2 separate regions of the Homo sapiens genome follow, and region 2 is linked to region 1. Evidence: chromatin loops called from intact Hi-C (ENCODE). Cell type or tissue: tibial artery. All regions are shown on one strand. Links, peaks and the distances in the headings refer to the core of each region. The heading gives the core; the rest is flanking DNA.

Region 1 (2,909 bases), core at 274-2,773:
TTCTCTGGCCTTCTCTGATAATCATTCCACAGTTATCACTTCTTTAACACAAATCAGTTGGGGGAAAGACTCAACTGAGATAATTAATTACCATTTACAACAACATAAGCTGGTAGGGGGCAAACAGCTATAATAAATAATTATTTAGAGTAAATTTTATTTTACATTTTTTTTGAGACAGAGTCTCGATCTGTCACCCAGGCTGGAGTACAGTGGTACAATCTCGGCTCACTGCAACCTCCGCCTCCTGGGTTCAAGCAATTCTCCTCCCTCAGCCTCCCAGGTAGCTGGGACTACAGGTGTGTGCCGCCATGCCTGGCTAATTTTTTGTATTTTAGTAGAGACGAGGTTTCACCGTGTTGCCCAGGCTGGTCGCGAACTCCTGAGCTCAGGCAATCCACCCGCCTCGGCCTCCCAAAGTGCTGGGATTATAGGCGTGAGCCACCATGCCCCGCCTAGAGTGAATTTTAAAAGAGAGAAACACCCACATGGAATGTATGGGAGAGGGAAAGTACCTGTGGACGGAGACAGAGAGAGAATATTGGAGTTCTGAGAGCTGGAGGAGGAGAAGGTGGGGTCCTAAAGCCCAGCTGGGAGAGTGGTGAGCAGGGTGCGCTGGGAGACTTGTCACGCCGCAGGGAGCTGGGAAAGATGCTAAGAGCAGACGGGAAGACTGCTGGGTGCGCAGAATCCTTGGAGACTTCACATGAGCTGTCTCTGTTGAGAGGTGGGGATGGAAGCCAGATCTAAGACTAACAAGCAGAGTCCAGCCGCAGGCTGAGACCACAAATAGCAGCTATTTCCTGGGGAAGCAATGGAGAAAACTAGGGCAGAAGTTAGAGGGGAGAATGGACTCAGGTGAAGTGGATCACCCTGTTGTTAAGTTGGCAGGATCTGGGGTGTGTTTGAGGTGCTGTAATGTGTGATGTCACCCAGGGCACCATCTGCCTCTCCCTGAAACCACATCATCATGGATCATCCAGAATCAGTGATACTTTCCCACCCTCTGAAATCCCCTCCACTAGCAAAGGTGAGAATTTTGGAAAAAATTGGCAGATTGAATGCTTAGCCTGTCTGAGAAAGCCAGCAGCGATCTGTGGGTGTCGGCTTCCTCGCTTATCTGATTGCCGAGAAGCTCACTTACACCGACCTACCAGATTAACTGGCAGTATTTCCCCCGCACCTGTGGCCAAGGGAGCTAGAGTAGCAGAAGATGGTTTTACCAAGTGCATCCAGAGAGGTCCCTCTCTGGCCTCCTCCTGAGCCAAGTTTTTCTGTCAACATATTGCTAGAGATGGACTTCCAGGCATTGGGGTTTCTATCAAAGGTGAGACTATATTGCACAGTAGTTCAGTTAGGACTCCTTCAGTTGCAGATGTCAGAAAACCTAATCCATGCTAGCCTCAGCAAAGGAGAATATGTATTGGTTCATTTTGACCAAGAAACCAACAGCCTCGCTTCAGGCACAGCTGATACAGGGGCTCACACAGTGTCCTCAGGGCCCAGTTCCTCCTTGCCATCTTTTGGCTCTGTGTCCCCAGTGCTGGTGGTGCCTTCAGTGTTGGTAATGTGGCAGCTCCAGAGTTCACAGCTGCTCAGGTTCAAGGTCAGTGGGAAAGAACAAAATTATCTTTGGCTGCAATCCCAAGAAAGAGCTCAGTGGACATCATTGGCTCCATTTGGTCCTGTGTCTATCTCTAAACCAGTCATTGTACCCAGGGGAATACAATATTGTGATGGCCAGGTTGGAGCCCCACCCAGACCTCAAAGACTGCTACTCAGAGAGGAATGGTCCCCAAAGGAAAATTAGAAGTTATTCCCAGAAGAGAGGGCAGGGGAATAGAACTCATCCTGAAGTCCCTTATATTTTTTTTCCCCCAAGAAAATTGTTGTTTTCCCTGTGAACTTAGGAGCATTGAAAGGCAAGAACTGATCACTGCTCATTAAATTGCCACCTTACAGTGCCTAGAATGTAACAAATTCAGAAAATGCTTTTGATCATGCTGATCACAGGGTTCGTGGATTGAGGTGACTTCTGTGTTTGACTAACTCATACAAGAATGTTAGAAATGATTCATATCTCATTTTGAAAATCATAATCTCAGTATGTGTTAATTTTGTTTTTGCCATAGAGAAATGCTACTTGATTACTGTTGCGCATGAAGTTATTTGACTACCATGTAATTTGTAATATGCCTGAAAAGCAAAGTAATGAAATGACTTAGATCTGCAAATGGGTCTTGGCGGGTTTGGTGGGCACCGGGTGGAAAAGGAAGCGTTTGTTTGGGCACGGTGACTGAAATACATTTGTGTGAGATGCTCTCGTTGCTCTCATGAAGAGTTTGGCACAGTCCGTGCCATCTGACTGTTCCTGTCATTGTTCTCAGGTATGCAATAAAATCATCTTTCTAATGAGCTTTGTGGGCAACTGTGGGACATTCACAAGAGGCTACCGAGCCATGGTTCTGGATGTTGAGTTCCTCTATCATTTGTTGTATCTGGTGATCTGTGCCATGGGGCTCTTTGTCCATGAATTCTTCTACAGTCTGCTGGTGAGTACCTGGTGTGGAAATATTTTATGTGTGGGGAAACTAGGAGAGTGTCCTATGTCCTCTCTCTCATCACAGACCCTTCCTTTTAATGGTGATTGGTGTGCCTGGTCCACCAAGATTGAAGCTCCACAGTTGGCAGCCTTTGGGGGATCTGAGAGGAAAGCTCCACAGGAATTGGGTCAGCCCAGGAATTCAAGAGTCACACAACCGCACTGTGTACTGGGCACTCCCGATCTGTTACTTCTCAGTAATGGAACATGCCTGTAGTAGGTTCAGGAGATGTTTCCTTTCCATGCACCTTTGTTTTTCTTTACTTCTTAGACTCAGCCGCACTTACACCAAGAGGAGTGTTTTTGA
Region 2 (2,909 bases), core at 239-2,738, 63 kb before region 1:
CCAGGTCTCCCAGCATCTTTTCTTCCTGCCCCGGCTCCTGCAATGGTGATAACATCTGAGGGTAGATCGTGACTCCCAGACTTCTCCTACCTGGCTGCCATCAGAGCAGGCTTCACATTGAACCCTCCGCTTATGGGAACAAGGAGACAGTACCACAGCCCGTGGATTTTCCAGAAACGGGTGACACGTTGTCAGGTGATAGGATCACGCTTGTCTTGAAGAGAACTTCCGGCTTTCTTTCTCCCCACTCTGGTGCCACCCGCTTCCTGTCAGCCCCCAGAAGAAATATTTCCTTGTGGCTTGATGTTTTGTAGCAAGTGGGAAACTATAAAATAAGCATTTGCTTATGAATTAATTTTTGGCACACATGGGGCTCAGCAGGGCTCACGGCACTTTCATATCCGTCCTTCGAGTCCTTGCCAATTTCTATGTTCCTTCCTCCTAAGATGTTCCCACCAGCGCCTGGGGGAAGTTCCCTTCGCTTCCTCTTCCTTACAGAAGGACAGGGGCTGTCCTTACCTGGAATGAAGAGGAGGACAGGCTATCTTTGGACATACCTCGTTTTTTATTTTTGTTTTTTTTAAGCCAATACAGATGTTTTGGGATATATATGCTGACATGACCATAGAGAACCTCCTAGCACATTATGGGGATAGATAGTTAAACATTTTTTTGGACTAATTGCTTCTGGTTTCAGAAGCACTGGGAATTTCATGTATCAAATGGCTGCCCACGTCTATTCCTATGCCAAAGTCTAGTCTACAGACACACCCGAAAAGGGTTTTCTTTTCTGCACGTAAGCAGCTAGAGATGGAAAATGTGAGAAGTGCTCCGTCAGGAAACTGGCCTGCAAATTCAGCAGAGAGAGTGATCCCTGGTTCATGAGGCCTTTCCTACACCACACTCTTTTTTTTTTTTTGAGGTTGGCTTAAGAAATCAGCCCAAGAACAAGTGTTAGATAGGAAATCTCACATCCCTTCCGGAAGTCACCAACACAGTGTGGGAGGGACACGTTGGTTGGGCTATCTCTGACCCCAGTTAGCAAAGAGATGAGGGCGGAAAGGGCAATTTGATTTGCCTCTGCTGGAAATGGAAGGCCAGTTTGTGAGGAAGATCAGCCTTGGTTTGACAGGGCAGTCACCCTGAGGAGGAGGAAAAGATTGGTGTGTGAGCAAGTTACGTAAATGGGTGTTGTTTTTGGCAGGGAAGTCAGGAATGAGTCACTTCTGAGCGGTGTTTTCTAACCTCAGGTTTTATCCATGTGGGAAAGGAGTGAAGCCAGCAGTGGAGTCAGGGCAGCTCTCCTCCTGCACGTGGGGGTTCGAGAGCTGTTGGCATTAAAGAAAGAGGGAGGCAGTGACTTGTCCCCAGCAGGCGTCCCCAGAGACACTGCCCTTCTGCGGAAGCTGTGAGGGGTCAGCAAAGCCACCCCAGGTTGGCTCAAGGACCAGCTTGGCTCCTTTGAGAAATGGTGGCGTAAAGGTTAGGGACTCAGGGAGGACCCCCTGGAAGGAGAGAGCCTATCAACTGCGGGCCTCCAGACCACAATATTTGTGCTGGAATTCCAGCTCTGCCCCTGCCAGCCTTCAGTGACCTTGGGGTTTGTCAGGGCCACTTTGAAACTCAGTTTCCTCATCTGCAAAATGAGGGTTGGAAAAGCCTAGTCCCTTCCTTATGGAGTTACGAAGAACATGAGGGTAAAGTGTGTGGTCCGGTAGACAAGTGGAGCTGCTGCCAGGGCTGCTGATTCTGTGGTGTGGGTACAGCCTGGGCTCAAGCCCTGCCTCCTATATGCCCACCTCAGGACTCCTGGCGAAGTCCACCTCACTCATCCCACTGGTTCCTGACTTGGAGAATAGGATGGTGACGGTTCCCACCTCAGAGAACTCCTGAGATGTTTTCACAGACTATTTATAGAAAGCACCTCACGTGGCATCTGGCCAATACAAAGATCTCAAGATGATGTGGTTCTTATTTTTATTTGTTCATATATATTTTTAAGAGATAGGGTCTTGCTATGTTGCTGAGGCTAGACTTGAACTCCTGGGCTCAAGCATTCCTCCTCCCTCAGCCTCCTGAGTAGCTGGGACTATAGGTGCGGACCACCATGCTCGGTTCTAATTAATAATATTTTTATTTATTTTAAATACATGCTGTATTTTGTGAAATGTGTTTTCTGTCTAAAATCCTACTTCTGATATTTTCTATTTTTGCATAGTGGTTTATCATCCAGCAGGCCTGGGGGACGCTCTGTCTTATGTTATTTTCACACTCAATTGACCCAAGTCCTTCTGACTGTATATTAAAAATGATTTTAGAACTCCAGGACATTGGGAAATTTCATTGCCTTGAGTACAGGTTATTTAGGTTGGTGCAAAAGTAATTGCGGTTTTTGCCACTAATAGTAATGAGAGACATTCTGGGATGAAGCAGAAAGAAAAACAGCAATCTAGTCACTTCTTTGTGGTTTGAAGTGCTCCCTGGCCCAGGCCATTGTCTTGTCTGTCCTTTTTTCCTTTCCTTTCTTTCCCTCCTTCTCTTCCTTTCCTCCTACTTTATCTGCCTTTGACCTGAACACCTCACACCCTTCTTCACCATTCCCAGGAAACTGGACTGTTATTGAACAGGAGTCCTTGAGGATTATTGGTCTAAATCCAGGTCTTAAGGAGGAAGCTCAAAATTCAAAAGTCGTTACATTCTTAGGCATATCAGACTTGAGTGAGCCCTCCTGCAGAAGAAGATGGCAGTTCCCACAACTCTGCCCTGGTCATCCTTAGCGCAGCTCTCTGAGTGACGGCAGACAGTAGGTAATGCATGCACCTACTGGCATTCAGTTTCCCAGTTCGGGGCAAGAAATTACTGCAAGACTTGTCAGCATCATTCATCTGTGAGTCCCTCCAGGTTGGTGA

Evidence for each region. A loop is a pair of places that touch in the nucleus more often than their neighbours do. Peaks named below come from ENCODE experiments on the same cell type or tissue, not always from the same donor. Only the 100,000 strongest peaks of a DNase experiment are listed, where the experiment ranks them.
Region 2: it touches region 1 in a loop (1.9-fold over the local background); 11 of 110 quality-filtered maps call a loop at or near these places.

Annotation. Positions count from the first base shown.
Region 1 is chr3:4,803,716-4,806,624 of GRCh38, forward strand. It overlaps ITPR1 (inositol 1,4,5-trisphosphate receptor type 1), which reads left to right. Exons shown (of 62, transcript NM_001378452.1): 55 at 2,388-2,552. Among named protein-coding and RNA genes, the nearest start is that of EGOT, 54 kb to the left of the region's middle. In tibial artery, for the core only: no CTCF peak of the experiment used is centred there; no DNase peak of the experiment used is centred there; H3K27ac peaks cover 2,426 bases.
Region 2 is chr3:4,740,642-4,743,550 of GRCh38, forward strand. All of the region lies in intron 44 of ITPR1 (inositol 1,4,5-trisphosphate receptor type 1), which reads left to right. Among named protein-coding and RNA genes, the nearest start is that of EGOT, 9.5 kb to the right of the region's middle. In tibial artery, for the core only: no CTCF peak of the experiment used is centred there; DNase peaks (open chromatin) are centred at 378 and 1,270; H3K27ac peaks cover 2,500 bases.